3 separate regions of the Homo sapiens genome follow, and all the other regions are linked to region 3. The links are chromatin loops, found by intact Hi-C in ENCODE. Cell type or tissue: heart left ventricle. All regions are shown on one strand. Links, peaks and the distances in the headings refer to the core of each region. The heading gives the core; the rest is flanking DNA.

The links. Peaks named below come from ENCODE experiments on the same cell type or tissue, not always from the same donor. Only the 100,000 strongest peaks of a DNase experiment are listed, where the experiment ranks them.
Region 1: a loop joins it to region 3, with 3 times the contacts of the local background. A loop is called at or near these places in 24 of 110 quality-filtered maps.
Region 2: a loop joins it to region 3, with 5 times the contacts of the local background. A loop is called at or near these places in 9 of 110 quality-filtered maps.

What each region holds. Positions count from the first base shown.
Region 1 is chr9:13,028,179-13,039,226 of GRCh38, reverse strand. It overlaps the pseudogene LOC100130801. Among named protein-coding and RNA genes, the nearest start is that of SNORD137, 61 kb to the right of the region's middle. RefSeq lists an enhancer at 1,142-1,658. In heart left ventricle, for the core only: a CTCF peak has its summit at 4,871 (motif pointing left); a DNase peak (open chromatin) is centred at 4,826; H3K4me3 peaks cover 637 bases.
Region 2 is chr9:13,205,908-13,216,926 of GRCh38, reverse strand. It overlaps MPDZ (multiple PDZ domain crumbs cell polarity complex component), which reads left to right. Exons shown (of 47, transcript NM_001378778.1): 10 at 65-153; 11 at 10,828-11,011. Among named protein-coding and RNA genes, the nearest start is that of MPDZ, 68 kb to the left of the region's middle. In heart left ventricle, for the core only: a CTCF peak has its summit at 3,418 (motif pointing left); no DNase peak of the experiment used is centred there; H3K27ac peaks cover 407 bases.
Region 3 is chr9:14,428,623-14,439,670 of GRCh38, reverse strand. TRH-GTG1-6 (tRNA-His (anticodon GTG) 1-6) reads left to right here and starts at 5,660; the gene lies at 5,660-5,731. It also overlaps a transcript of NFIB not described here. In heart left ventricle, for the core only: a CTCF peak has its summit at 5,567 (motif pointing right); a DNase peak (open chromatin) is centred at 1,858; H3K27ac peaks cover 3,706 bases.

The sequences.
Region 1 (11,048 bases), core at 1,600-9,599, 1.4 Mb after region 3:
AGGCTTTGCTCATTTCTTTTTATTCTTTTTTCTCTAAACTTCCCATCTCGCTTCATTTCATTCATTTCATCTTCCATTGCTGATACCCTTTCTTCCAGTTGATCGCATCGGCTCCTGAGGCTTCTGCATTCTTCACGTAGTTCTCGAGCCTTGGTTTTCAGCTCCATCAGCTCCTTTAAGCACTTCTCTGTATTGGTTATTCTAGTTATACATTCTTCTAAATTTTTTTCAAAGTTTTCAACTTCTTTGCCTTTGGTTTGAATGTCCTCCCGTAGCTCAGAGTAATTTGATTGTCTGAAGCCTTCTTCTCTCAGCTCGTCAAAGTCATTCTCCATCCAGCTTTCTTCCGTTGCTGGTGAGGAACTGCGTTCCTTTGGAGGAGGAGAGGCGCTCTGCTTTTTAGAGTTTCCAGTTTTTCTGTTCTCTTTTTTCCTCATCTTTGTGGTTTTATCTACTTTTGGTCTTTGATGATGATGATGCACAGATGGGTTTTTGGTGTGGATGTCCTTTCTGTTTGTTAGTTTTCCTTCTAACAGACAGGACCCTCAGCTGCAGGTCTGTTGGAATATGCTGCCATGTGAGATGTCAGTGTGCCCCTGCTGGGGGGTGCCTCCCAGTTAGGCTGCTCGGGGGTCAGGGGTCAGGGACCCACTTGAGGAGGCAGTCTGCCCGTTCTCAGATCTCCAGCTGCGTGCTGGGAGAACCACTGCTCTCTTCAAAGCTGTCAGACAGGGACATTTAAGTCTGCTGAGGTTACTGCTGTCTTTTTGTTTGTCTGTGCCCTGCCCCCAGAGGTGGAGCCTACAGAGGCAGGCAGGCCTCCTTGAGCTGTGGTGGGCTCCAGCCAGTTCGAGCTTCCCGGCTGCTTTGTCTACCTAAGCAAGCCTGGGCAATGGCGGGCGCCCCTCCCCCAGCCTCGCTGCCGCCTTGCAGTTTGATCACAGACTGCTGTGCTAGCAATCAGCGAGACTCCGTGGGCGTAGGACCCGCCGAGCCAGGTGTGGGATATAGTCTCGTGGTGCGCCGTTTCTTAAGCCGGTCAGAAAAGCGCAGTATTCGGGTGGGAGTGACCCGATTTTCCAGGTGCGTCCGTCACCCCTTTCTTTGACTCGGAAAGGGAACTCCCTGACCCCTTGCGCTTCCCGAGTGAGGCAATGCCTCGCCCTGCTTCGGCTCGAGCACGGTGCGCGCACCCGCTGGCCTGCGCCCACTGTCTGGCACTCCCTAGTGAGATGAACCCGGTACCTCAGATGGAAATGCAGAAATCACCCGTCTTCTGCGTCGCTCACGCTGGGAGCTGTAGACCGGAGCTGTTCCTATTCGGCCATCTTGGCTCCTCCCTCCAAGTATGTACATTTTTTAATGTCAGAAAAATCTTTCCACAGACTTAAATTATCGGGAAGAAGTTTCTTTTTTCAAGGCAGAGTTGCTTAAAATGGATTGGATGATTTCCAAGATTTTCAAAATAGGTTCTGATCTGGCTTGAGACATTTATACATATTTTTCAAAAACAAGACACTTTTGGGAAAATTAAATAAGATTAGAAGATGAGGCTTTCTGAGCAAGAAATGGGTTTTACAAATTAACTATTAAAAAGCCTACTTACTATAAATTCAATTTAATCCCAGTGAAATCCAAAAAGGTATTTTTTCTTTTTTGGTGGAAACGGAAAAGTTAATTCTGAAATTTACATGCAAATGAAAAGTATCTATAAGAGACGATACTACCCGTCAAAAGAACAATGTTGGACGACTCACACTATCTGACTTTAAGACTATAAAATGATAGTAACCTAAACAATATGGCGTGAGCAGGCAAGGAGATGGTTGGAACAAAATATATGCCATTAATTAATTTTCAACACAACGTAAACAGTCAACAATTTTTCAGTTAATGCTGTTTAATGGAGAAAGAAGTTTCTTTTCAACAAATAGAGCCACAACAACTACACAAATGTGGGGAAAAAATGAACTTTAATTCTTACAGCATATGCAAAAATCAGTTTAGGATAGATTATAGTTTTAGCTATGTGGTTAGGGCTGCAGGTCTCTTAGAATCATTGTGGTACCGTAAAACTATAGAGCTTCTGGAGGAAAATGCAATATTTTTGCAGCTTTAAGTTTGGGTGGATTGCTCAGAGGGGACACAAAAAGCAATAAATATAAAGGAAAGAGTTAAAAATTTGACTTTACCTGAATTAAACTTCCATTGATTGAAAGACTGTAGAAAATGAAAAGTGGTCCGGGCATGGTGGCTTACACCTGTAATCCCAGCACTTTGAGAGACCCAGGGGGTGGATCACTTAAGGTCAGGAGTTTGAGACCTGCCTGGCCAACATGGTAAAACCCCATCTCTACTAAAAATACAAAATATTAGCCAGGTTGCAGTGATCGCCACCTGTAATCCCAGCTACTTGGCAGGCTGAGGCAGGAGAATGGCTTGAACCTGGGTGGTGGAGGTTGTAGTGAGCCGAGATTGTGCCACTGCACTCCAGCCTGGGCAACACAGTGAGACTCCATCTCAGAAAGAAAAAAAAAAAGAGGAAATGAAAAGTGAAGTCACAGATTGGGAGACAAAGTATTTGCAATACATGTATCCGACAAACGATTTATCTCTCCTAAAAATGACATAAAAAACTCCTAAAAATCAATTTAAAAGAAGAAAAATAGCCTAATTTTTAAATGAGCAAAAGACAGATACTTTTCTAAAGGAAGATCCCTAAATGGCCAAGTTCATGAAAAGAAGCTCAACATCAATTGTTATCTGGGAATTGAAATTTGAAGCCCAAATGAGGTACCACTACACACACACAACAATGGCTAAAATTTTAGAATTGACAATGACAATATCCAGCACTGCTGAGGATGTGAAGAAACTGGAATTCTCATACATGTGGTGGAAATTGTAAAACTGTTCAACCACTGTATGGGGTTGAATAGTGTCCCCCAACTTCATGTCTAACTGGAACCTCAGAATGTGACCTTATTTGAAAATGGGATATTTACAGGTGTAATCAAGTTATAATGAGGTCATGCTGGTTTAGAATGGGTCCTAAATCAAATGACTGGTGTCCTTATTAGAGGATGGAAATTGATACACAGAGACACAGAGGAGACATACAGGGAAGAGGCCAAGTGAAGACAGATGAGCTTGAGGCAGAGATTGAAATTATGCTGCCACAAACTAAGGAATGCCAAGGGTTGCCAGCAACCACCAGAAGTTGGAAGGGGCAAGGAAGGATTCTTTCCTAGAGCTGTCAGAGGGAGTGTGGCTCTGAGAACACCTTGATACTGGACTCCTGGACTCCTGAACTCAGAGAATAAATTTCTCTTGTTCTGATCCACCCAGTTTTTGGTATTTTGTTATGGAATTCCTAGGAAAGGAACACCACCACTTTGAAAAATGTTGGCAGTGTCTTGTAATATTAAACACCTACAACTTCCCTATGACCCAGCAATTCCACTCTTAGGTATTCACCTAAATAAAAGAAAGCATATATCCACACAAATACATATATAAGAATGTTTATGGAAGCTTTAGTGATAGTAGTCAAAACTGGAAACATTTTAAGGATTTACGAAGAAAACGAATAAAAAATTATGTTCATATAGTTGAACACTATTCAGCAATAAAAGAATAAAGTACAAATGCACTCTACAGTGTGGATGAACATCAAAAATATATTGGGCAAAAGAAGCCAGACACAAAAAACGCATGTATACTGTGTGAGTCCATTTACATGAAGGTCAAAGTCAGGTAGAAGTGTTCTCAGGTAATAGAAACCAGTGAGGGCAGGGACTGGCCTGAGAGATCATGAGGAAACATTCTCACGCATTGGAAAAGTCATGCGTCTTGATTGTGGCAGTGTTTTACATTAGTGTATACACATTTGTCAAAACTCACTGGATTATTTCCTTAAATGAATACACTTTATTAAATGTAAATTATAACAAAACATAAACCTTGGAGCAAGCCCTCGTATATAATGCTTGCCTCAATCAAAAAGAAAAGAAAACCCCACTTTAAAGACTGAATTAAAAACTTCTATCCCCATTCCCTTTCTTTCTTTCTTTTTTTTTTTTTTTTTTGAGATAGGGTCTCTCTGTCATCCACCCAGGCTAAAGTGCAGTAGCGTGATCATGTCTCACGGCAGCCTCGACCTCCTGGGCTCAAGTGATCCTCCCTGCTCAGACTCTGTAGCAGCTGGGACTACAGGCACAAGCCACCATGCCGGGCTACTCTTTCCATTTTTTAAAACTGCATTAGTTATCTACTTTCTAAACTCACTTTTAATTCTTAACAGGTAAGTGATTATCATGTAACTTATTTTTGTTCTCCAACTTTTCCAATCTGCACTGAACGTAGCAATCGTCTGTAACTGTCTACTTCTTCTGTATATGTTGGCAAAGGCTTAGGTTTCAATTTCCCTAGCTGAGGGGATTATAATGACTTAGGACACCATTTGCTCTCTTGGTTATTTTGCTTAGGAAGGATAGGTACTTGCAGGGGCCAATGAAGGGCAAAGTAAAAATAACTATCCTGAACTACAGATACACAATTTAAACAGCATTCAAAATGTTCTTCTAAAAAAAAAAAAAAAAGGAGTACACAGAATTTGGCCTGTCACAGAACAAAGAAAATACCAGCTTCAGGTGGACAGTACCCCAGTTCCGTTCTGACAGCTTCTTGGCAACTGTTAATATGTATGGAGCTTGAATGGATGGGTAGGAGGGAGGATCGGAGGGGAAACAGCAGAAGAATGGGGGCAGAAGAGGAGAGGGAGGGACGTGGAGGAGCCCAGGGATCCACACTGCTCAGCTGCTTCTGGGTTTACGGTGCAGCGCGAGCGCCATCATGTGCTCATCTCTGTAACTTCAGCGGAAGAAACGCGTTTTTCCCCGCCACTGCATTTGAGGAATGGAAAAATAAACCAAAATCGTTCATCGGGCCTGAGAAACCTTGAGAAGCATATTACCCTACGGTTGTTTTTTCATCGAAAAGTTGAAGGATTTCTGACATCTCAATTAGTAACGCATCTGGAATGTTTGCTCTCCAGGTACCTATTATTTGTTCCTTCACTCATCAAATATTTATTGAACGCTATGTGCCAGACACATACAAGCAGGAGAAAGGCAGGCGTGGTGGTCTAGTGGGGCAGACAGACATGTGAACAAATGGCTACAGCAGTCTGATAAATATTCTAATGCAGGAATGAAAAGAACATCTGGAAGCTAAATGAGAGCATTTAATATTTGACAGAGACGTTCAGTGCTATAATCTAATTATTGTATTGAAAACCTGTGTTGATCCTATTACTTGTATCACTTGTCCATAACCTCTTTAAAATCTGGCTAAAATTATTAATTGGTTGATTGATTCAAATTATTTATTGAGAGCCAATTATGTGCCAGGTACTACCGCTGTATCACTATTACTCGTATCAATTTTGTCCATAATCTATTTAAAAATCTGGCCAAAATTATCAATTGATTCATTGATTCAAATTATTTATTGAGAGCCAGTTGTGTGGTAGGTACTACTGTTGGTGCCGAGGGATACAGATAAAGATGGGAAAGACAGAAAACAGTTCTTCTTTTGTTAAGCTTAACTTCCATGTGTGGAAAGTGAACCATCAAGAAAAAAATGTTTTCTGTCTGTCTTTGATACAAAAGCCATTTTCTTGTTTATTGCCTGTTTATCTATGTTATTATTTCCTACTTTCCCTCTATAGCGTTTATTCCCCACTTTTTCTAAACAGTTGTTTCAAACTATTTCAGGTTACACTGAGAGTTTAAACAAGCATAGCTTTCTTAATGGCTTTGGAAAATTTACTTAACTTCCTATTGCTCAGAGGAGCACCAGGGTTTTAGTTAGTAGTTGAGCCATGAAGTGGGAATTTGGGAGGAGATTTCTAATCCTGGCCCTGTTATAGTTTCATTTGTCTGGTTTACCTCCCAATCTCAGCTTTTCCTGGCCACTTCAGGGTCATGCATATAATAAATATTAGGGCCAGGCGCAGTGGCTCATGACTGTAATCCCAGCACTTTGGGAGGCCGAGGTGGGCAGATCACGAGGTCAGGAGTTTGAGACCAGCCTGACCAGCCTCATGAAACCCTGTCTGGACTAAAAATACAAAAAATTAGCTGGGCATGGTGGCGCACGCCTGTGATCCCAGCTGCTCAGGAGGCTGAGGCAGGAGAATTGCTTGAACCCGGCAGGCAGAGGTTGCAGTGAGCCGAGACTGTGCCATTGCACTCCAGCCTGGGCGACAGAGTGAGACTCTATCTCAAAAATAAATGAATAAATATGAACAATCTCTGATAATTTTAGACTCAAAAACAGCAGGTAGTAGGAAGCTGGAAGAACACTTGTGTTCATACCCAGCCTCTAGGCCTCAGCGATCGCAGCGTTCAGGGAGAGCGGCAGCCTCCCTCCCTGAAGTCCCATGTGGAGATGGCCCTGCTCCAACAATGAGGCGCCGGAGCGGGAAAAAGGAACTCCTCTAATGACATAAAACAAGTGAAAATTTATATGATCAGATGAGCTAACAAGCTTGAAAAAAAAATGTGATCTTAATGAGCAGAGCATATTTGTTAACAATGATTGGGAAAATAAACCTGCTTTATGGCTATGTTCTCAAGGCGTTGCGACTCTTCACTAAATCATCCTTGTCTCATCTTGTGTTAGGTTGTTCACTTCCATTGCTCACACGTGCTCAGCCCACACAGTTGGTGTGTATAATGGGGTCATATACTACCGCTGAAAAAATTCAGAAAGTTCTGCTTCAGTTCTGCTTTTGCCAAATCACTGTGGCCTATACGTCAAGGAAGAGGGACCTAGGAAGCCCAGAGTTTTCCATTACTTTCCCTACCAAATCAAAACACAACCCAACGCCCATGCTTGTAAGCATATCGGCTTCCGGTTCAGCTTCTTTGGAAGATTCTTTTCACTTCCACTGACATTTGCAGGGAGAATTATATTAAACTGAAGCTAATAAGACCATGTGTTACTTCATATAAAATATAATTGTAAATACAATCCTTGGCAACTATTTATTTTACCTCCAGGTGTCTCGAGTGTTAAGCACCAAACTATCTTTATTTTCTTTATGAATTTATAGGAAAATGTCTTTATGGTCACAGTACCATTTTGAGAGAAAAGAAAAAAATCTTTCTTTAAAACAAACAAACAAACAATTCTTGTGGTCAATAATTGAAATTATTCTCTGCCTAAATTGCTCTATATTTACATGACCTAAAAAAAATTGGAACTTATGTAAACATGATGACAAAATTAAAATGTTATTTTCTGCCAGGCACGGTGGCTCATGCCTGTAATCCCAGCACTTTGGGAGGCTGAGGTGGGAGGATTGCCTGAGGTGAGGAGTTCAAGACCAGCCTGGCCAACATAGTGAAACCCTGACTCTAATAAAAATACAAAAATTAGCGGAGCGTGGTGGTGGGAACCTGTAATCCCAGCTACTTGGGAGGCTGAGGCAAGGAGACTGGCTTGAACCTGGGAGGCAGAGGTTGCAGTGAGCCGAGATTGCACCACTCCACTCCAGCCTGGGCAACAGTGTGAGACTCCAACTCAAAAAAAAAAAAAAGAGAGAGAGAAAACTGAGTCACAGAAAAGATAAGTAACTTTCACAGAGTCACACAGAGAGTAAGTCGTGGAGGCAGGACAGTCTTGTTTGGTACTTTTAACCTCAGTGATAACCTAATTGTCTCTACAATCTTCATCTCCCTTCAGCTTTGGCTGTCTGCAGAATGTGTCTTCCTGATTAACCCACCAGCTACTCAAACTTAACTTGTTCCAGATGGAACTGAGAATCTGTTCTGATTCACCTGCTGCCTCCACCCTTAACTTTGACTGCCTTCCCCCTCTTTCCATTCTGATATTTTGATAACAATATTATCATGCTTGATTTTTGTTTTTGTTTTTGTTTTTGTTTTGTTTTTTTTGAGACGGAGTATCTGTCGCCCAGGCTGGAGTGCAGCCTCCCGAGTAGCTGGGACTATAGGCGCCCACGACCACGCCCAGCTAATTTTTTTTTTTTTTTTTTTTTTTTTTTTAAGTAGAGATGGGCTTTCCACCGTGTTAGCCAGGATGGTCACGATCTCCTGACCTCGTGATCCGCCCGCCTCGGCCCTCCAAAGTGCTGGGATTACAGGCGTGAGCCTCCGCGCCCGGCCCATGCTTGACTTTTCTGTACCTGTGAGTGCTTGCTATAAACTTGGCCCTGCCTGTTGCCATATTCTAGCAGTGAAACAGCTTGAGTCTCTCCTCTTTCCTTTTCCCACTGTTGTCTCTTAGACACTGCTCCACTGTCTCCCTTCTCCAGTTAATTCTAAACTACACTGGTACCCAACAAAGCTTACAAAAATATACTGCTAATCTTCCCATGCCCTACTAAGAAAGCTTTAGTAGCTTCCTTATAAAATGAGTAATAAACTCCTAAAGTTTTCACTCTAGGCTATTCATATCATAACCAAAATTTTGTTTCAATCCTTATTGCCATTTCATCCGCTGTCCTTGCCTGTCCTCAGTTTGCTTGTTATAATGTTATTTACTTTTTTGTTGTTATTTCTGATTTATCACCTTAATACCAACCCACTGCTTCCAACTCAATATTTAGTATCTTTCCCATGTTCCAGATATCTGGCAATTTCTCTTGTTTGGCAAATTCTTCTTTAGTAATCTTTCATATCTTCCCTTGGCTGTTCATTTCCTTTGCTGTTGTTGAGGTTCAAGCATTCTTGCCTAGGCTAGAGCAATACTTTCCCAACTACTCTGTGTTTTCTTTCCTTCATTAACTTTACTCAGCATTATCACTGTCAGGGTAACACTATCAAAACAGACACTTTTACCCTGTATGTTTCCTGTACGAAAATTAAAATGGCTTCTTATTTATTATAGATCAAACTCTAAACAGGCCAACATGTTGCACAACTACAGGAGGCTCCATTCAGGTTTTATTCTATTGGAGTCTTCAAACTTCTTAGTTTGCCATGAACAGCATTTTGCAAACCAGTAGTAGAGATATTATTAGAGTACAACTGGCCTCTCCTCCCCAATGACTCCCAACACAGACATATACAACTAACCCCAAAAAACAACCATCATGTTCAGGCACGTCAGAGAAGCATTGAGTTGAATAGGTTCTCCTTACTGTGGACTTTCAAGCATCTCTAATTTGCTAATGTGTATTATGAATCTCCACATGGGAAATTTATGGAAAAGGTTCTTTTTTTCTTATCACTTTTAGACATGTCCCAGGATGCCAGAGTTCTACAACCTAGACTTGAGGAAATCCTGCCCTGCACATTCTCTGCCCAGCCATTGTCCCAGGTCAATTTCTGATGAGCTTTCTGATGCCAGCTCATTAAAAAGGTCTTCCCTCACCATCCTGGTTGAAGTGGCTATTCCTCCCTGTGCCGTCATCCTGTTTTATTTTCCTATAATGCTTATCACAATTTGATGTGATGATTTTTTTTCCCATTACATGTTTGTTGCTTTTTTACTCTATAATATTAAATCTAAAGGACCTGACATTCTATCTTGCTTTTTTTTTTTTACTGTCTCTCCACCTATGATAGTATCCGATTCACTAAATATATTTTATTTTTATTTATTTATTTGTTTTAAGGAATAGATGTACCCACCAAAAGCCTTGCTTGCAGCCACCTCCACGTCTCTCAACCTGCCTGAGTGCAGGGCTTATGTTACAAGGAATTCTCAAAGCTGTGTTATCAAAGCTGTGAAATCAAAGTCTCTACCCCTCTGAAGTTTACCCGGATGGCCTGACTCATCCCAGAGTAAGTTCTTATTCTATTGCACTTCTATTAATATAGTATTAGTATCTGAACTCAATTTATTTTGAATAATTAATATTTTTTTAAAATAGAAATGCTACCTTATTTACCCAACTATAATGTATCTGTCTTGTGGCCAGGAATGGTGCCATACTTTGATATTTTTGAGGATCTAGTAGAGAGGGCTTCTCTTAAGGTAGGTAAACAATAGATATTCCCCCTCTACTACCTCTAAGGATGCAGCGTGATGCTTACATGTGGAGTCTCCATTCCAATAGGAGGAATAACCCAGACATTTCTGGAAGGAGGTAGATAGTAGGTTGCATAGCAGGAGAATCTCAGAGACTTGCTTCTGGCTGTCTCATACACACCATTTCCTGGATATTACAGATATTTTCTAAGTCTCCCCTGTAAGCTATGTGGATCAGAAATTGGGGGAAAAGTCTCCTTTGGGCCTACAGTTTTGAAAAGGAATTAGAAGAGTCTGATCAGTCATGAACAGAGGAAATACAGACCTTTCAAGGGAGCAAAGGAAAATTTGCCTCTTCTCAGTTTGCAGAAAGATATTTCCTACTTACATGGAAACTTTAAAAAATGTATGTACTATGCTGTTTAAGGGACATGTTCCTTTGCAAAATGCTTAATTTACATTATTTCAAGGTGTTTCTACACATGCCATTTTATATCAATATGTAAATAAGACAGATGGAAAATACGGAAGCCATAATATACTCAGTAGTATCTCTGATGGCCAAGAACTTTAACAACTCAAATAAAATACACATTGTGGATTGTACTTGGTGGAGATGCTATACATTCTCCCCTTTAAAATCCTTTATTGCTTTAAAAGAAGTAGCTATAATTGCCAGGAGTGGGGGTGAAAAGGTATAATGAAGGAGTTAGGAAAAGAGGGGAGTTTAGAATAAAATAATAGACTATGAATGAAAATGCTTGTGTCATGTATACATTTGTCTTAAATTCAACACAGACAGCAGAACCTCTCCAGCGTAAGGGCTTTGGGTTGAGATGATACGTCCTGTAGGAAATCGATAGCCATGTGCATTTTAATGTAAGTCACTTAAACATTAATCCATCTTCAAAATCACCATAGGCATTCCATTTCTTACTTTTATTTCGAAACGAGATGTTCTTTGCCGAGACAGGTTGAAGCATTTGGTTTCCACCCAAATGATGTGGATTGAGACCATCTGGAGAATCTACCCTGGCTTTTTT
Region 2 (11,019 bases), core at 136-8,135, 1.2 Mb after region 3:
CGAAGATGGATATTCTTTGAATGTGCTTTGAAAATTGTGAAAAATAAACTATTTCTAATCTTAGAACCTTCAGGAATCTTTGTAAAGAGCATTACAAAAAGCAGTGCCGTTGAGCATGATGGAAGAATCCAAATTGGAGACCAAATTATAGCAGTAAGTTACACATTTAACAATAGCTTTGTTAATTTTCATGGTTGAGAATTGTATTCTCCTAGTTTACTTAGTTTTGAGAGCTAGAGTTAACTCTGTACTAATTTAAGCTTTTTTGGTGACTTGAGGCTATTATTACAATTACCCTTTCTATTATTTTGTGGAAGTAAAATAAGGGTATTGGATATAAGCTTTACTCATCTCAGTTCCAAACGGGAGACTTCCTTCTTGAATAATTCCTGATATATCTAATTTCTGGTTGTAATGAATTTATTACATTAATATTACACTTATACGTTCCTTGCAGATACTCCAGAGGTAGAGACCAGATGTCCAGTACCTTTAGGGTATTGGAATATGAATTAGGGATGCCTGCATTGTTTTTTTTTTTTTAATCAGCAGAATGATACTGTTATTGTTGGCTTTATGGCCGCGGCTGCTTTCAGCCCTGAGGATATATAAGAATGAAAAAAAAAAAACCTAGCTTCTTGTAATTAGTTCAAGCTATCATTGTTATCGTTGTAACATCAATGTGTTTTAAACATGGCTATTCAAGGCACTGTACAGAAGAGCCCAACTTTAATTTCAGTGTTCAGTTGATACCGGACTCCCCAGACTGCAGCCTGAAACAGAAATTCAAGAGACCCTGCAACAAAACTTCCTTATCAAATAAGTTTAAGGGAAAACTGCCTACAATATAGTCTTGTATGAATTCACAGTGCACATAGAAAAATTGAAGACAGCTGGGTGTCTTCACTGAGCTGGTGGCTCATGCCTGTAATCCCAACACAGGCAGATCCTATCTCTAAAAAAAAAAAAAAAAAAAAAAAACAAATTGCTGAATTGCTGGGCATGATGTTGTCTGCCTGTAGTCCTAGCTACTTGGGAGGCCAAGGTGGGAGGATTCCTTGAGTCTGGGAGTTCAAGGCTATAGTGAGCTATGATTGCACCACTGCACTCCAGCCTGGGCAGCAGAATGAGATCTTGCCTCTAAAAAAAGACAAAAAAAAAAAAAAAAAAAAACCTGCAATAGAGAAACCTGTTTATCTGTTTTACCTTAGTGTTTACTAAACTTTTGTAATTGTGAGGTCTTTATTTTTCCAAACATATATTCATATTCTTTGAAAGACATCTTGAGGGAATGCTGATTTATCTTATTAGGTATTTGTTTATGCTTAAGTTTCTGTTGTTCCCTTAGAATCTTAATAATAGTGAGAAAGTAGGATATTAAGGTAGAGGAGTCCTTATTCATAGCAATATTATTCACACTCGCCACGACATGGAAGCAACCCAAATATCTATGAATGGATAAACAAAATGTGATATATATATATATATCATATATACACACATATTGATATATATGTTGACATATATAGATATATAGACACATATTGCTATATATACACACATATTGATATATATATATCAAAATGTGATATATATATATCCAATAGAATGTTATTCAGTCTTTAAAGAGAAGGAAATCTTATCACATGCTTCAGCACTGAAAAACCTTGAGGACATTATGCTAAGTGAAATAAGTCACAAAAAGACAAATACTGTACGATTTCACTGATATGAAGTATCTAAAATAGACTTATAGAAACACAAAGTAGATTAGTGGCTCCCAGGGACTGGGGAGAGGGGAAATGAGGAGTTGTTCAATGGGTATATTTCTGCAGTTCTGCAAGATGAAAAAATTCCGGAGACCTGTTGCACAATGATGTGAATATACTTAGCACTATTGAATTGTACTATTCAAAATGGGTAAGATGGTAAATATTGTGTTTTTCTACCACGATTTTAAAAAATGGAGGAGTCCTTTATCTCTCCCTTTAAGTCCACATTATAACTCCGTGAGTCTTCTTGGGTTTTGTTCTGTGAAACTCCTACCTACACCTGTTCACCTCTTCAGATCTACACTAAAGATCAAGTTGTGCTTGCCACCTCATCTGGCTATATGCCCGAAGTGAGCTTTCTCTGTGTATCTCCATTTTACCATACAATGTAAATGAATTACTGTACATGTTTTTGTTTTGAGGGAAAGTGAAAGACAGAAGGAATACATACGGAGTCTAAATCCATATCTGATGCTGAATTACAAATTGAAAGCATAGCTAATTTACTTTTTTCTCCTAAGTAATCTATATTAATCAATTAGAAAACTTTTAAAAAAATAAGCTTGATTGAAATGTAATTCACATACCATACAATTCACCCATTTAAAATGTACAGTACAGTAGCTTTTAGTGTATTCACAGAGTTGTGCGTTCACTACCATGGTGAATTCTAGAACATTTTTCAGAACCCTAAAAACATTTTCAGTACCCCTTAGCAGTCACCTTCTCCCCCATTCTCCCAGTCCTGGGCAACCACCAATCTACTTTCTGTCTCTATGGATTTGCCTGTTCTGGATATTTCCTGTAAATGGAATCATACAAGATGTGGTTCTTTGTGACTGACTCCTTTCACTTAGCATAATGCTTTCAAGTTTCATCTGTATTGTAGTATGTTTCAGTCTTCATTTCCCTTTATTGCTGAATAATATTCCTTTATATGGATATACCATATTTTATTTACCCATTCATCAATTGATGGACATTCGGGTTGTTTCTACTTTTTAGCTGTTATGAATAATGCTGCTGTGAACATTCACGTACAAGCTTTTATGTACATATATGTTTTCATTTTTCTTGGGTGTATACTTAGGAGTGGAATTGCTGAATCTTATGATAATTCTGTGTTTTACCAGTTACCAAATGCCCTGATTCAGTTTCTTCACTTACAAAGTTGGGATAAGGAAACTTCTCTTGTGTGATATTCAGGAAAATCAAATGAGTATTTTATTGACAATATCTGATAGCAGATATCTGATAGCAGTTTAATAATTAAGCAGATATTATTTATTGAGGGCTATCATTGAAAGAGTCTCATGATAACTTCCCCCTAAATTTGTCATTATCTTCATTCTTATATAAGTGGAATCTCAAATATAATTCCTCTTAGGCAAGGTCAGTGATGAAGGAAATTGTTGATGCAAAGGTGGAAGAATCTTTTCTCTGAATTGTTTTCTTGCTTTCAATAAAATCACTTGACTTCACTCATCAATATTCTGATTTTTAATTTTTAGCAAACATTCTTTTACTACAAAGATATAAGCATTTTAAATTCCTGGAGAACATCATGCAATGCTTTTGAACATGTATTAATTTTTTACTAAATATCACCATCTTGTGGACTTTTGAGATATTTGCAGTAATGTTCTTCACATCCAGTTGCATTTTCACAACTGCAGTCTTTGTCTGTTATTTGTTCGATTTTTGTTTTGACAGCAGCTATTAGGAGTATAATCTATTTTTATTTTGTAGTTGTTGAAGTGATGAGATTAAGAAATTATTTCTTACTATTTTGAAGAGTTATTTTGTAACTTAAAAATATTTTGTTATAAGGTTCTTGTTTTACACATTGTGTTCTGTGGACCCCTGGGTCAACAGGGTTTCACTGTAGGCATTACAGTGACAAGGAATAGACTGAATGTCTCCATTTTTCCCATTTCATATGTTGGTATTCTTTAAATAATTTGACTATTTGACAAAAGGAGTCTGTTGTTTTTTCAAAAAGTTGAACAAACTTGTCATTAGATAAAAACACTCATTCTTTTTAGTTTGATATTCAATATGCTAAAAGCAGTAGGAAATTATGATTGATAAAAATTATTAAATAAGCATATAAATAAGGAAAAGTGTCAAACGTTGCCTTTGGTTTTCTGTGACTGTGTTCATAGATTGAAGTTCTCTCTTTATACGTATAGGATATGTTGGAGGAGGCCCTGGCAACCTAGGTTGAGTATGCTCAGGGGCCAGATTTTGTAAGTTGTTCCAACTAGTATTTCTCCCCTGTAATTGTTCCTGTTAATTGCAGTGTCTGCAGTGCACACTACGAGGATGTTGGCTCTCTTCTTTTTTTTTTTTTTTTTTTTTTTAAACCTTGACCAGGTGGTCTTGAACTCCTGGGCTTGACAGATCCTCTCGCCTCTGCCTACCAAAGTGCTGTGATTACAGGTATTAGCCACCGCACCTGGCCTGGATCTCTTCTTTTCATGAGATAGCACATAGGCAATTTGCTGCCATTATACTACCTAGTTCTACTGCACTCTTCTCTGTGGTACCATGGGTTCTGAACTGACTTCTTGACTCTCTTGTGATAAAGGGGAACCAGAGCTAACCAGGACCCCTTAGGCTTCGTGACTTTGGCTCATATGTAGCATGGGTGTGATTATATTGAACAAAAACCTCTCCCAGAAAAGCCTTGGAGATTTTTATGTTTATTACTCACTTCTTTACTCTTTTAATAACCAGCTTCTGAGTATCTTCCCAGTACAAAGTGCCATGTGGTATAATTCTTGGAAAATAGATCTTATTTCCATAATACAGATGAAGGTAACTAAGACATTTGAACAGAAGTCTAGGTTTAAAAGTTCATGACTGTTCCATTATAGCAGTTTCTTCTGTGCTAGTATTATTCTCTGTCATTTGAGTAAGGAATACATTTTAAAATCCAAGTCATCAAGTTCAGAAGATAAAGGAAAAAAACACAGTTTTTAAACATATTTTAAGTTGTTATTAAATAAACAAAATCATACACATTAGATTTTTCTAAATAAAACTTCACTTTTAGATAGAATTGAACAATAAGAATGTTTTGCAGATAAAAAACAGCCTAAAGTTCTATGCATTTTATGAATTTTCATGGAGCCCCAACATGGAGATTTTTGCCATTTTTTTCCTTTATTACTGTGAGAGTAAATAACATGTTCATTTATTTTACATTAATTTTTGTCTTTAAGGTTTAAAGAATATAAAATTTGAACATGGTTAAAAAGCCTTCTCATAGAAACCACTCATAATAGCCACTAATAATAGTTTATGGTTTAAAATTTAGAAAAATTCTATGTATTTATACTTAAATAGCATCATATTATATTTGCCTATACCTTTTTATTTTACTTAAAAACTTACCTGGGAAAGGTAGTTATGTAAGCACATGTAGGTCTGTTGTGATATATTGAAGCAGGCTTAATCATGGATCGTTATGTTGTTTACAGTTTGTTGTTACAGACAGATTATTACATACTACCTTATATTTCTTTTAAGGACATGAAACATTTAAATTCTATTTTGTTGCTGTAATACTATTATTTAGATTTGAATTTTACTTATTTTGTTGCTCAGCACTGTATCTTGTATACTACAGATTTCTTAGTTTGAATTTTAAATCCAATTAAACTCATTTGGCTGGAGTGTTTTGAGTAAACTTTACAGAAAGAGAATGTTTTAGCGGACTTTCTAAACTTTTTGTCTCTGAGAACCTCTTGTGTTGACTTCTTATATTTTGACTATTTAGTTGGTGATAACAAATATGTTGGACAAAGAGGATTTATTAGGTATAATCTTAACTTAAAAAATTTTGTCATCAACTGCCCCTTTTAATTTTTAATGGGGAAGGTTCTTCCCTTTCCCCTAGAAGAACTCTTAGGCAAGTCTTCATGTCTTGGGGTATTCTTGTAGAGTAAGTTATCCTGTGGCCAATCAAAATAATCAGACACAGTTGCAAATTAGTAATAAAATTTTTCCCATACTAAATAATAGTCTAATTTCAAATGAACCCCCTGGCATATTAGAAGCCCGCTATGAACTGATGGCTTACCTAGAGATAGAGGGTATATCACTCAGTCTGTCTCTCCCCACCTAATTTTTCTTTTCTGCCCACACCTTATTTTGGCTTTTATGGTGTAAAAGTTGAGAGAAGAGAAGGAAGAAGGAAGGGGCATTTTGTCTGACTGCTGAAAGATGGCTTTGTGCTAAGTGAGCCTGGCAGATGTTCAGAACTGACTATCTCTGAGGGTTTCTTCTTGGGCTCTTGGAAGATTCCAGTGGAGGTATATTTGGCTTAATTTTCCATGAATAACAGATGATGGATTTTTAACGTAGCTGACTCTTCTTCCCACTGGCCCCTGATTTCTCAGCAGTCTGTTTCATAGATTGTCTCTTTTGAGTCCCATCATTCCCTTGGAGTCCTGTAGTAGGTTTCAAAATGACTTGAGCCTGGCTCACTCCTGTGTGGTCTATGCCCAGACAAAGTCAGGGAGGTGAGCAGCTCCCAACATAACAGAAGTTTCCTCTGGCTCCACTGTCAAAGCAGCTAAACAACCTCTTCCTTATCCTCCTGATGGCATTAGACACAATCTGCTGCATTGCCTCTTCTGCAGGTGACTTTGGACTTGAAGTCAAGGGGGAAATACCTGGGTGGGTAGGGTATATAGCATTCTTTCCTCTTAAAAAAAAAAAAAAACTTCCTCTTAAGTTTTTCTTAACATTTAACAACACTTAGTTCTTTTATGCCCTGAATGTGTGTGAATTGTAGTTCTTTACCACCTAGTTTAAATTTCCGCTTGGTGGCCCTTTTTACAACTTGCTTTGATATAGGATATTAATAATCATAGCATCTCAAGCACAATTTCTGTTTTCTCATACATCACACTAAGTATAAGATTCTTGGTTTGTAATTTCTTTTCCACAATTGTACAGATAACCTAGTCTCTCTCTTTGCTGCCTAGAGGCTGGTAGATCTTTTTTCTTTTTATCTTTGAAATATAAGAATTTTACCAGGATACATTCAGGTGTGAGGTTTTTTTTTTTTTGTAATTTCTCATCATTTTCTGTTTTTTCATGTGCCTTTTTGATTTGTAGAGTTGGGTAAGTTTCCCTTCTCCCTAATCCTTTCTTTGATTTTTTTCCCCCTCATTTATCATCTTCTCCTTATAATTTCTTTTATTAGTGTGTTGGATTTCCTAGCTCAGCCTATGAGTCTCCAGCCTTGTTTCTGATCATTTTTTATCGGTTTATTCTTTTCCTCTGAGCTATGGGAAAATTGCATGCATGACCTGGACTTTGTTTTTGCAGTACTTAAAATCTTGTTGACTGCCTTCATTGTAAGTTTTCTTTTTCTTTTTTTTGGGGGGTAGATACTTGTTTCTTCTTTGTAATTCCTGCTTCCATAAATACAAGGAAATGTGAACTATTTTGATAGTAAGTTTCAGGAAATATCTTTTTTCCTGTTCACTGCAATAACAACTTCATAGGAAGATACATGCACCGATCTTCAGTGTGCAACCTGCTTTTGGACCGTGATATTTCACATTCCATGACCCTTGGTCATTCTCAAAAATAACTGGGCTTATACAGATAGAAGTTGAGATGGGTTCTGCTGCAGATTGTATGGTTTTTTTCCAGATGTTTTAAGAATTGACAAAGTGACAGGGAAGGGGAAAGTTTAAATTTACTGTAGCTTCACTTGATTCATTTGTAGATTAACAAAATGAAGAGGAAACCAGTGGTAGAGGATCACACTGGGGGATTTTGCCTGTTTTTGTTTTCTGTGTTTGCTCTGATAGCCAGGAGTTATTTGGAGTTGTGTGTGTGCTTGTATGCACACATGTGTGGTTAAGGTAATTTTTATTACAAATAAAGTAATTCTGTGCTATTACATGCAACCCAGCTTAGTATGGCCTTTAGTACTTGGTGTGTTTCTTGGAGTTACTGGTTAGGATCCACATATACCATCTGATTGCCTCACTTAATGAGAGGGTGTTTTTTGTTTTTTGCTGAAGTTTCTTCTTACAGACCAGACAGGCTATTCCCACACATACAGAGATTCAGTTGGCCTGCCTTTGATCTGGCCATGCGCAGACCATTTCTAGTAGAAATTCCTCCAAGTTGCTGGTCTAAGGACCTTGGTGCTTCTTTGGTTTCCAGTTTTGTTGCAGTGTTTTCTCTGTTCTATTTTGTTAGTTTTTCTAACAGGGAATCAGCAGGGTGGAGATAGGGAGAAAGAACAGAGCCAGATACTTATGTTCAAGTCACCATCCAGCTCAGAAGTATCATAGAAGGTTTAAGGAACTGACAGAGTATGAGATTTTCATCTAGATCAGAGGTTTCTGGATTTTTGATTGAATATTCCCTCTAGTAAAAATAACTACTCATTTTCCCTCTTTCTTCCTCACTATATATTCATATATATTGTTGTTATATATATTATATATATATATCCTATATAAACTTAGACATTATATGCTGTTTACATATGTGTACATATACATAATTACATATATACACACCTACATATACACATATTTACAAAGCAAATGAGTTTTTAAAATGTTTATTTAGAGGTTTTATTATATTCTTTCAGAAACCTTTGCAGTAAGGGTACTCCATCTTGGAGACAACTGATCTAGGTCTTTTTTTTTTTTTAATATTTATTTATGTAAGACAGGGTCTCACTCTGATGCCCAGGCTGGAATGCACTGGCATGATCATGGCTCACTGCAGCCTTTTGAACCTTCTGGGCTTAAGTGATCCTCTCAACTCAGCCTCCTGAGTAGATGGGATTACAATCATGTGCCAATACGCCTGGGTAATTTTTCTGTTTTTTATAGAGACAGGGTTTCAGCATGTTGCCCAGGCTGGCCTCAAACTGTTGGGCTCAAGCAGTCCTTCTGCCTCAGCCTCCCAAAGTGCTGGGATTACTAGGCATTAGCCACTGCGCCCAGCCTTGATCTAGATCTTATAATTTTCGCATATTTACTAAGTTAGTAAACATCTGAATTACAAGATTTAGATTATAAAATCCAGATCTTTTCTAACTTAGTAAACATTTGAGTGCCTAATATGGCCCCACTATGCTTGGAAAAGCATTACACGTACAGTCATTTTATAGTCATTTTGCAATTCTAAGGAATATTAATGACTTTGAATTTCAGCATTAAATTTATTGCTCTGCTTTTTCAAATTGTTTTTACTGTGATTTTATGAATTAAACAACATGTTGTTAAAATTTATATTTATCTACCTCAGAATATAATTTGCTTTACAAATAAGTTTTTGACCTATGAGCCAATGGCTCTGTATTTTAATATCTATAGTATGGACAGCACCATGTTTTGATGACACTACTATAAGGAAAAATGATACAGAGCCTGTCCTTGGAGTATATAGTCATAAACTGCATAATAGCAGAAAATGTAAAATTAAAATTCTGAAAAATGCTATGAGGAAGAATGGGTAAAAGGGGGCTTTGACGGCAGTCAAAGACATCAAGGTAGTTTATTATGAAAACAACTATTGAACTGAAATATAAAGCAATTATATGTATTTTCTAAGTAAGCTATTGAGAAAGAGCATGGTCTAGAGTGGGCTATCCAGAGAGTCCAGGCTGAGGTAACAGGACTTGCGGAGACTCCATGGCTGAAGAGAGAACTGCAAGTCAGAGGAATGGAAGTGAGCCCTCTGTGGCTGAGGGGCAGAGAGTAATGGACAGCATCATGAGAGATGAGGTTGGGGCTGGTGGGAGGTGGGAGCAGTTGGCACAGGCCATTCTAAGCCACGTTGAGAATTTGGAGCATTGTCCTAAGGAGTTTTCTGTAGAAGAGAGGGTTGGGGAGATATGATCATATCTATATTTTGGAAAGATCACCGGGACATTTTTGAATGTTTTGTCATTTGTGAAAAGGGGAAAATCAAATGTATTTTTCTGAAAAGACAAATAGACAGGACACTTTTTTTCTTTCTTTTTTGAAAGGCCATATAAATATGACCTTGTGATACATCAGTGCACTCAGTGAGCACATTTATCACTGTCTTCTATACCTTTTAATCCTGCATAGTTCTGGTTCCAAACTTAACTGTGCATTGAGATCACCTGAGGAATATAAAAGCATATTTAGAAAGGAGTAGAAGTAGGGCACAGTGGCCTGTATCTGTAAACTCACCATTTTGGAAGGCTGAGGTGGGAGGATCCCTTGAGCCCTGGAGTTCAAGACTAGCCTTAGCAACATAGGGAGACCCCATCTCTACAAATTTTTTTAAAAAGTAGGCCGGGTGCAGTGGCTCACGCCTGTAATCTCAGCACTTTGGGAGGCCGAGGCGGGCAGATCACGAGGTCAAGAGATCGAGACCATCCTGGCCAACATGGTCAAACCCCGTCTTTACTAAAAATACAAAAATTAGCTGGGCATGGTGGCACGCACCTGTAGTCCCAGCTATTCGGGAGGCTGAGGCAGAAGAATCACTTGCACCTGGGAGGTGGAGGTTGCAATGAGCCGAGATCGCACCACTGCATTCCAGCCTGGTGACAGAGTGAGAAAGAAAAAAAAAAAAAATAGCCACGTGTGGTGGTGTGTGCATGTGGTCCCAGCTACTTGGGAAGATACGATGAGAGGATCGCTTGAGCCTAGGAGGTTAAGATTGAAGGAAGCCATGATTGCACCACTGCACTCCAGGCTGGGCAATAGAGTGAGACCCTGTCTCAACAAAAAGGGAAAAAAAAGGCATAGAAGCCTGTGTCCTACCCTAGAACTAGTGACTCATTTTCTGGATATGGTACCCCAGAATCTATATTAAAATAAACAGAAGCCTCTCAAATGATTCTAGTGCATCCCTGTTAATACTGGTTTCCAAAGAGATATTAGGGTCTTACTGTCAATTCCCTGATAAGGTGAATACTTATTCTCCATTCTTTTCACACTAACAACTATACATACACATTTTGTGAATTGGTAATACAAATATCCATTTATTTAACATGTAACATGCTTTTTTTTTTTTTTAATCACAGGTAGATGGCACAAACCTTCAGGGTTTTACTAATCAGCAAGCAGTAGAGGTATTGCGACATACAGGACAAACTGTGCTCCTGACACTAATGAGGAGAGGAATGAAGCAGGAAGCCGAGCTCATGTCAAGGGAAGACGTCACAAAAGATGCAGATTTGTCTCCTGTTAATGCCAGCATAATCAAAGGTAATCCT
Region 3 (11,048 bases), core at 1,733-9,732:
CCCAGTCCCTCAACCTCAGGCCACTTCTGGGGCTCAGCATGTGCCAGCTCTCCTGGCACCCCCTCTTTCTGGCCTGAGGCTCAGGGAAGCTCACTCCCACATCTGGGGTGGCCAAAGTATAGCTAATATTTATTAAGCACTTACTAAGTACCAGACACTCTTCTAAGCACATTGTATGTTTATTCAATCCTCACAATAGCCCTATAACGCAGGTATTATTATTATCCCCTTTTTAGGAAGGAAATTTAAACACAGAAAGATTAAATCATTTGTCCAAGGCTATCAGCCCCAGACCTTCAAGTAGCCTGTGCCTCGTTCTGTCACCCAGGCTGGAGTGCAGTGGTGTGAGCTCTGCTCACTATAGCCTTGACCTCCTGGGCTCAAGGGATCCTCCCACCTCAGCCTCCCAAGTATCTGGGACTACAGGCCTGTGCTACCATGCCTGGCTATCTTTTTATTTTTTGTAGAGAGGGGATTTCACTTTGTTGCCCAAGCTGTTCTCAAACTCCTGGCCTCAAATGATCCTCTTGTCTCGGCCTCCCAAAGTGCTGGGATTTTAGGCACGAGCCACAACGCCGAGCCTGAAACTTCTTAACAAAAAGTAGCTCCACAGGGATTGGTTAGAACCCTGTTGGCCATAAATCCAGAATGCTAACTGGGCTCCTTCCGGCCGACACTTTTCTTTCTTAAAACCTCAGAATCTTAATGTGATGGTAAGAGAAAATGTGGTCATTGGGGGCGTTCCCAGGCTCTCCAGTACTCAGCAATCCCTCTCTCCACCCCATGTCCCTCTTCCTCGGGCGTCCTGTTGCCACCCCTCTTTCTACATGCAGAGCCCTCATTCTCTGCCGCCCCAGGCCTTCAGCTGTTCTCCCGGCTCTTTGTTATTACACATTATCATTAATGGATCAGCCCCCGCTCACGAGGTTTCCAAATAGAGGCCTGGCCCACCAGATCGTAAAGGTTAAGCCCGTGTATTCCAGGGGGCTGTGTCAGATGAGGAATTCTATTAGAAAGCTTTGCATCTGGAGTTTTCTAATGGTGCCTTCAGGCAAAAAAAATTAAAATTAAACCACCAACCAACAACCCCTCTCCACCTCCACCACCCCCTTTCCAGCTTTCCCCACAGCAAGATTTCTGACTTGGTTAAATAGAATTCATTAATAAGCAAGGGGGAAAATCACTCCAGGCAGTTTACTCTCGAAAATGTAAACTGTTAAAACATTTTGTGGTTACAAGAATTCTGAAAATAATGCGTTGTTCTCTGGTGTTTCATGCTCTCTCAGGATCAACGATTTTCTGATACACACAGGAAGCGTTGAGATGGTCACACGTAAGACTATTTAGCACCCAGCGTTTCTTTCTGATGGTGATGTATTTGGAAGCTTGAAATCTGGACCTGCAATTGACTTGGGCTTCCTCTGCTTTCAGCTATCTTATTTTCCCCCTAAAAACATGATTTATTTCCATGAGTGTGTGTAGTATATGAGCAATCCTTGGTACCCTTACAAGCACGAGATTTGTCCAGCCTTTCTCTCCTTCCCTCCCTGCTTCTCAGTCCCCCCTCATCTACCCCCCACCAATCTCTCTCTCTCCATCTCACACACACACACATGCGTGCACACGCACGCACATACGCGCACACACACACACACACACTAGGATGGGGGTGGTGTTCTAGAAAGTACCCAAGAAACAAGAGGCAGGACTCTGGGAGGAGGGAACCGTGGATTCTTCATTGCAGGGGGGTTCCCAACCTGTCTTTGTCTGAAAACTGGGCACTGGGCCAGCCTCAGCCTCACGGATTGCCACTCTTGGCCTCCAGCCCAGTGATGGATCCGACTGTCATTTCCCTACCCCCAGCGAGGCAGGAGGCACACTGAGAAGAGGGACGAGCAGGAGAACACAGAGCTTGGCCTGGGAAAAAAGGTAGGAGTGGCAATGCTGGAGATAGGACTCAGCTGGGGAGGTGGGGGACCCCCTCCGGTCCCGGGCCCTCCTGTCAGCTCCCAGCTCCTCTGTTAGAATCCATTATAAACAACCAGGGAGAGGAACAACTCCATCAGAAGAGCAGCTCCAGGAAGCCTGAGGAGAGGCAGGAAAGCCAGGCTCTCTCACGTGGAACAATGAGCCCCTGGTAAACAGTCATCTTACTTTTAAAACTCTGGAAGGGGAAGTCAACAATCTTTGGGGATGAATTCAATAGTTTAATGTCCCGCACAAGCAGGAACTTCTTGCTTACACCCAACTTAAATCACTCATACAACAGACTGATCCCTATTTAAAATGTGTTGCCATAGGCAGGGAAATAAGGCTGACAACATTTGGAAACCGACAAAGGGACAGCTTCCATGAACTTCAGAAAACACATAAAAGATAACTATAATAGCTATAAGATTCTCCTGCTTTGAATAGGTGTTTTTTCCTGCACACTTTTTACATTTGGATATTGTTGGTAAATGTATTTCCCTATATTAAATGTATGGCATGTCAGAGGCATAAAGAATCTGAAAGCTCATCTAGCCCAATTTACCTTACCTTTCTGATGAGGAAATAGAGACACAGAGAGGTCAAGTGACTAGTCCAAGGTCACACACAGAGAAGGGTTGGAGAAAGAACTGGAATCCAGACAAAGCAGGCCACTTTCTTCTCTGTCTCTTTCTCTCTCCTCCCTCTCTCTCGTAATGCCTTCCTGCCTTTCTCAACTTCAACCTCATTTGAAAACTTTTAAGGAAATTTCCTTCCGGGGTGCCAGCTCATATATTATCTCTATTCATCTGTGTCTCAGTCACTAGACTATAAATTGTGTGAAATCATGATCCATTTCTGTTTTCTTCTCCACTGAATCCTTAAGATTCAGAAAAAATAACTGAACTATAGTAGATCCCAAGTCTTTGTGAGTCATGAATAAATTAGTGGGAGAGTGATAATAATGTCACTATTGATATAGCACAATCAGAGAAAAAGAATAATCAGGTGGTAGGTTGCCAAGAAGTTGCAAATGCCATCAGAAACCATGTTTTGGTCCCATGGGTTTTTCCTTTTGTAGTGAGTCACAGGTATTTGGCGCTGTGGAAGAAATCTGAATGCGTATCCTAAGAAGACAGTGAATGTGCAGGAGAAATTTGGTAACTGTTCAAAAGTCCATCTCACTCTAACAGGCAAGAACCTTTCAGAGTCTATCCACACAATGACTGACATCAAGTAAAGGAGAAGCCCATACAGATGCCAAATGAAAGCCTTACCTGGTGAACACTTCTCTGTGTCAGGGTTTTGCTCCCCAGTCATGTGTGTCTTGAGGCACACAGCCTCACAGAGTTCTCCAAGCTGAGATTCACCACTAGTGGCATGGCTGGAAGTCCTGAGTGATGTTCACCTAAGATTTCCAGCTCTCTGCTTTCCAGGCATATGGCAGGGATGCACTGCCTGGGACTTTTATAACAGGCTGAGGCCATGGAACCAGATCTAGCCAGTGAGTTGTAAGAAGAGATTTTCATTGCTGGTTCAGGAATCTGCAGAGCTCTTTCCATTTGCCAAAGCAATGAGCAGAGTTCATGACAGTGGTTGTTACCTTAACCTGGCTGCCTGAGTGAGGAGACAGAGAGCAGGGCCATGCAATAAATGTGGATCAGCGCAAGGGAAGGAAAGCCTTCCTTATTCCAAGCCACTAAGATTTGCACATTGTCACATAGTATGACCTAAGCCGACAGATCCAATGTGTGAAGTAATTTAAGGAGTTACCTAATGGGTGTGGCATTTAATAGTATTAAAATCTGTGAAGAGAAAGTTATTCCTTTTTCAAATCTTTTGTGGTCATTCGGAAGAGTCCAGAAGAAGCCTGGTTCTGAGGCCGATGAGGTTTTAACAGATCTGCCCACCTTCCTTTTAAACACAGAGCAGAACTTGAGCTCGGAGCTTACAGTGTCTGCTAGGATTTAATTCTATTGGTTTGTTTTCACATTTTGTTTTAGAGTGACCTCTATTTATGGAATGTGTTACTATGTTTTTAAATATATGGAATGTTGTAAACTTTCATTTGAAAATTTTGTATTTAAATTATAGTAATGTAACTAACATTTCCACTGTGCTTACTATGTGACAGACCTATTTTAGGTTGACATGTACTTATCTGTTTAACCCTCATAATAATCCTATGAAGTAGTTGCTATTTTTATCTCCACTTAATAGATGAGAAAACAGAGGCACAGAGGTTAATAAGCAGCCCAAGTTGCCCCAGTTAGTAAGTGATAGAGCCAGAATTCAAATCCAGATAGTCTGGTTCCACAATTTGTATGCTATGAGTTGATCTTTTACAAATATTATTTCTCCTGTGGTTCAGTTGGTACATGGCCACAGCAAAAATTATGAAGGTGGTACATGAATGATTATATTTTAGGAAACAATTATGTCCTCTTTTGTCGAGCAGGAGATTTGGTTTGCCCTCTTGCCACAGGTGAACTTTCACCAGACTCACCCACATGTATTCCTCTTCAGGCCAGAGAATGCCTTGCCTGGTTCCTGCATAGGGCATGCATGGCTCAGGAGCAGGAACTCCAAGCAAGAATCTTCTATGTGGCCATAGACGGAAGATGTATTTGTGAGAGATGGAAGAAAAAGAAAAGGGGCTATAGATGATCAGATGGGAGTGAGTGAGTGAACATTTATGTGAAACTTTTCTCTTCAGAGATATCCTCCTTCTAGAAGCCTTAGAGCTGTGGGCACCCAATCAATACATGCATGAGGTTCTTGCCACCCACATACAGTGCCAGCTAGCTCCAGCTGTTCCCAGGTCCTCTCTGTATAGAGGAATTAAAGGAGGCACCCTGATAACAATCCATTGATTAGGTATTCCTGTGCATTTTGTTTTAAGATTTTCAGCCCTTGGAATATCTTGTGTAGACTACTTACTACTTCAAGTTTTACAGCAAAGAAATCTAAAATCAATTTCCTCTTGAAACTTATCTAGCATAGAACACTCCAGTTTCTTTGTGTGGTGGCTCACTAATGTTATTGGGAAGCTTTTCTTGCTGAGATGATTCTGGCTTTAAGGCCTATAGCTATTCTGGCGGGGAGAAAACTAGCTTCAAGGATCAATGAGTTTGAAAGGGATCCTTTCCTCAGTCAGGATATACTGACTTTGGCTTCCCCTAGTAGGAAAAGCAAGTCTTTTTGAGTCTCTGCAGTCCCCATTTTGTTCTTGCTATATTTTTTATTGTTGTGCTGCCTAAGCAAATGGAAATAAGGCTAGTGGTGAAAAGATGCACAAAAGAGGCTCAGACTCATATGTTATTCAATGCAGCATTATTTGGTGGTGGTTGGGGTGGGAAATCCATATCCATTATTGATTAAACATAGGAAGTGTGAGTCAACAGACTGGTATCTCTTAGTCTTGTTACCTTCATCACCATTTCCTGGACAGCAAACCCAGTGAATCCTCTCCTATCACAACTTTCCCAATCAGCCCAGAAGACAATGCTCATTTTATTTTCAAGGAATTTATTATTGTTCCTCTAAATAATTAGAAATTACGGGAACACAGCTTCTCTTTCCAAATATTAAGAAAATGTACGTATTTAGGCAATAGATGGCAGTGTTTCCACAAATTTTAATATTGCAATAGCTCTTAGAGAAAGCTTAGTGCTCAGCTCTTCAGTAGCTTGCCGTGATCGTATAGTGGTTAGTACTCTGCGTTGTGGCCGCAGCAACCTCGGTTCGAATCCGAGTCACGGCAGGAGGGGAGAAGGTTTTTGGAAGAGAACGAGGCTGATCCCAAGCTGTATTACATCTAAACAACATTTGCAACCAGACATGCAATCATGAAAATCAATAAAACAGAAAGCATTATGAATATTTTCAACTTCAGGGAGATGACATATGCAGAGTGACTTTATTAATGCACTAATCCTGTTGCAAGTGTGTTGTGTGTGGGGTTTTTTATTTGCACTGATGGGTAATATGATAAAACTGGAGTGTAGTGGGCATGTAATTATTATTAATTACAACTACTTAAGTTCTGCTTTGAGCAGACTCGTCAAGTCTGCTTGCTTTTGAGCCTTGCCAGGGCTATACAGTAATAACAACCCTGAATTATTTGGAAAGATGTCAGCAGTAGATGTGGAAATCCTGTTTAACCAGGCATGAATTGTTGTTGGGAGGGTTTTTTCAGGATGACAGAGAGAAAATGAACTGTCCCTTATCAGTAATTGCAGGAAACATTTTGTTTCTATGATATGAACTGGCTGTAATTTAACTTTCCTGCATCATTGGATAATGTAAGAAGCCAGTTGTTGCTCAAAACGAAAATCTCTGAAGTGGGCATTTGGGTCTGATAAAGGGCATATTATAAGTAGACAATGGGGCTCAAACAATAAATAATGTCCATATATGGCAAAAAAATTTTTAATGACATTTTCCAAAAGACTGGGGTTTGTATTGTAAGTGGTTAAATGTCGAATTAATGTGAGAAACACAGCTTTAATGGGCCTTTCTCCAGGACTTAAAAACATGGACAATACAGCCTGAAAATGTCAACTGTAAGTATGTTATAATGAGGTTTTACTGCTCCAAAATTATACCCCACTATGTTTTAAATAAGGGGTCACCAGAAGGTGTTTTTTAATGCCCCTAACCCCTGTCTCACAGACAGCCTAGCAAAAATTCATATTTGTTATTTATGTAATACTAAAAATATTTTCAAATAAAAATATGTGCACAAACTAGAAACAGAATCTATCAAGTTCTTTCAGAGCCAGCAAATTCTTAGAAGTAATATTCTAGAAAAACTGCAATAAATATCTCTTCTCCCTTTCCAAGAAAAGATCAGTCTCTGATTATGGACCCAAAAATATTGGCCTCATAGCATTATGAAGTAAGTAAAATGTGCTTATGTCCTCTTTCAATACCCACTTTCAAGACTATTTTCTACTCTGAGGTCTCCTCTTCCTAAATATGGCAAATTCCCCAGTCCTCACCCCTTGCCCCTTATCCCCCACAAATTGTGCTTTCCCTTCTCCAAAGAGTTTAACCTAGGCTTTGCCTCAAGTCTGCAAGTCCTTCTCAGCTGCCTGGTACTAATACTGTTTCAAGAAGACAGCTGAATTGCAATTGTTCTTACATTAAAACAGAATAAGCCCATCTATGGTTATTTGTATTAAGAGGCTGAAAGTGCAATGAATTTCTCATTTGAAGAAGGAGATTGTGTTGGTCAGAATTCAATGGTCACAAGCTAAAGAAACAACATGTACTGATTTAGAGAGAACCATGTACCCAGGAATGGGTGTAGCAGGGGCTTAAGAAACAATTGGAACTAGGGAATAAAAGATGACCAGAACCAACTATCTCCATCTCACCCCATATTTCTTTCTGAATGTTGCCTTTATTCTCTGAGACTGACTTCTACATGGCAAGAAACATGGCAGCCAGCAGCAACTCCTGCCTTTTATATCTGAAGCATTGTCTCCAGCAGGAGATTACCTTAGTTACTGCTCAAAAAATACTAGGGAAGGATCTTATTGGCTTACCTTTGGTCAGGTGTCCATCACTGGACCAATCAACTGTGTACATGGGGAGAGATATATGTAGCATACAAGAGAGCCTCTCCATTGTCTTGAGGCCAGTCTCACAGTAAGAGCATTGCTAGCCCCAGAGACACCTCAGTTGTCTCCCTCAGAAGCTTTTCCCACTGCATGAGTCAGGCACACCATTTGGTGGCTACTTCCACCAACCCATGAGTTCAGTTGCCAAACTACTAACAAATTTACTGCCTTGTTTAAAAGAAAAGCAGTGGGGGAGGGGAAGTCAGAATATGACAATCAATCTGGACTCAACTTTCTGCATAGGGACACAGGGCAACTGCTTGGACCAGGGGAGCACTTCCTGTTTTCTCTCCTCTGTCTCACCAAGAGAGGCCTTTTTCCCCTGGATGACAGTGCTCCCAACTTAGCTAGGAAAGAGCACAAAACCTTCCTGACTCTACCAAATAAATCAACTTGAATTTGGGCAAGTTATCTAAGCTCTCACAGTAAAAAAAAAAAAAAACAAAACAAAAAATGGTGGAGAGAGGGGAGATGATATTACCTTGATAATTAAAAGAATAATATACAAACAAACAGAAGCCACTTAGAACAGGAGCACATGGTAGAAATGCAACACTGGTGCCTGGCAGGCATGCAACAAATCATATTTCTTCTTACTATTTTAAGGCTGCCTTGTGCACTCACCCACCATCCAGCCTCCATTGATAGACTCTCTAGAGTGAGTTTTCCATTAGCAAAAGGACTCTTTACCATTGACTTCAGAAGTTTTTTTTTAAAAAATGTGATTAAGTAGACTACAATCCAGGGGTAGAAGAAGAGTCAGGATCTACTGAGTGGCCAGATCCATGTCCAAGTTTGCAGTCCTGGTTCACTCTTCATGAGGTTATTGTGACTGAGTGTCATAATAACCAATGGTTGTTTTCATCAACAAAGAGTTTGCTGACATTGGGTTTCCTTCTTGCTGTTGTTAAAATGTGTTTTTACTCTAAAACCAACACAACATTGAGTTAGTTTTCAGAAATGTTAAAGCCCAAGTTATGAGAGAAAATTCTAATTTTGAATTACATTGAGAAATTATCTGCTTTTAAATTTTGTAGAATCATTTGAGAAATATCTCAAAGGCCCCATTATTTCCATGCCCATATTGTCTATATTTTATACCAAACGTAATACCTGTTCATGAAACATCAGGGAGACTATGATATAATCTTACAAAAACTGTCTCTCCAAAATGTCAATTATAAAGCATTTCAGGGCCGGACGTGGTGGCTCACACCTGTAATTCCAGCACTTTGGGAGGCCGAGGTGGCTGGATCACTTGAGGTCATGAGTTCAAGACCAGCCTGGCCAAAATGACAAAACCCCCTCTCTACGAAAAATAAAAAAATTAGCCAGGCAAGATGGTGAGTGCCTGTCATCCCAGCTACTTGGGAGGCGGAGGCATGAGACTCACTTGAACCTGGGAGGCAGAGGTTGCAGTAAGCTGAGATCGTGCCACTGCACTCCAGCCTGGGTGACAGGATGAGGCTGTGTCTCAAATAAATAAATAAATAAATAAATAGCATTTCAGGGAAAAGGCAAGCCATTCTCAAACTAGATTCCTTGACAAGTCTTTAATGAGGAAACATTAGAAAAAGGACAGAATCCTGATTTTGATCACATGGCTTTGACAACTGTAGTTTTCACCAGTTGCATTGTCATTCCCTGGATCCGTTTATTCAAATTATAACATCATTTGCTCATTGAAAAGTCAGGAAAGCTTTTTTTTTTTCTTTTCTTCCTCAGAGTCAACTACCATGGCAAGAAGAAGTCTTAATTCGCTGTATAATCTGTTATTTTCTGTCCCTCGTGTTGGTGTAGCAGCAGTCAGTGATCTACTAGAGTTTGTTCAAGCAAAAAAAATTTTACCCATGTAACTGTAATTGAGTACCTGAATTAAAAATTCAGAACTACATATGCTTGCTTTATTACCATAAGCTTATGGCTTTACCTAAATGCCTCTTTCTTGCTTGCTCCCTCCAGTATAGTGGGTCAGAGTTATCTTCTTAATCTCCACCATTAACCTATTGAATTGGAAAGGGTTTATATTACAATATTTTCTATGCCTACATTTTAGTGAGCTTTCATAAATAAAGGAAATTAACATTTATTTTCTGATTAAGTCATAAATTGAATTCAAAGTAAATTAGTCATACAATGAATACTCTCTTATTTAAAAACCAACATCTATTCCCAAATTATGAAGAATAAGTGGTTTTTTTCCAATAAAAATATGCCAATGCATAGAAAATAATTTATTACATCAGAATCTGAATGGATGGAATTCACTTTCAGGGAGTACTGCTGGCCAGAGAGGTTGTTGCTGCAGGCCCCATGGTAGCAGTGGTGGGGAGGCGGCGCTCCTAAGGTGCAGGACACTGGAGCAGCAGTGGACCCAGAGTGTCAGCTGGTGGTGGCTTTGCGAAAAGAAAGTGCTTACCCACCAACAGCTGCTGCAATTTCATCCACAGGATCCGAGAATTGAGGGATGATGAAGGGACTATTTCTTCCCTCTGTAGCTCAGCCATAGGAAGCATGAGACATTGACAATTCTGCCGGTGCTCCTAACTGTTATGTTATCACTTAACTAGTAACATCACCCTTAAAAGCTGAAGATCTGTGGCAAGGCCTGGAAATGTGGGCCTTGCAGGGAGGAAAATTCTGACAAAAGCTAAATCTGAGACAAAGCTTTTCTAAAGAGACCTGGATTCAGATCCTGCCTTTGCCACTCTTGACTCCTTGACTTTGGACTTGACCTCTTTGTACTTTGGTTTCTTAGCAAACCGGAGAGATTATGTGAATTAGGTAAGGGGATGTATATCTGGTGTGAATCCTGATGACCAGTACTCCCCTTCCCTTCCTTTCCTTTCCAGAGCCATAATCTTTGTTCTATGTTCTTTGTACGGACTTCCCAGCATACCAAAGTCAACCAAAAATAAACATGCCTTGGGTTGTGCCACTCTGATTGGCAGCAGCTGTAAGACGTGCATGTCTTCACCTAAGCTCTGTCATTTGATTGCAGGTCATGCGGCCCCTAGAATGGTGAACTTGTGTGTTCCAGTCCCTCTGATAATAAGCAAAGAGCCAGGCAGGGAGGTCCCGGTCAAGACGCGCCGGGATAAGCGAAATTGCCACTAGATGGCGCTGCTTTTTGTCGTTCATCAAAGACCAGGGGCTTTTTCTTTCTTTCTGTTTTTTTCTTCCAAGGATTCCTGGCCCAGGGTGTCAGCATCCAGTATCCTAATCTTACCAGACGTCTCTGTTTTCTGAAGGGAGGTCCTATTTTCAGTGTATTATCAAGATCAGAGGACCAGACTCCACCTGCAATCTGGGGGAATTACCTCAACAGTGTTGTCTTTATCCAGAGGTGATTTTAAAAGAATATACTGTATTTGAATGTCAACGTTCAAAGGCTTTGAGGCAGAAAATTCCATTTCAAAAGAAAGTGTGATTAATGAAGCCACATAAATCCTG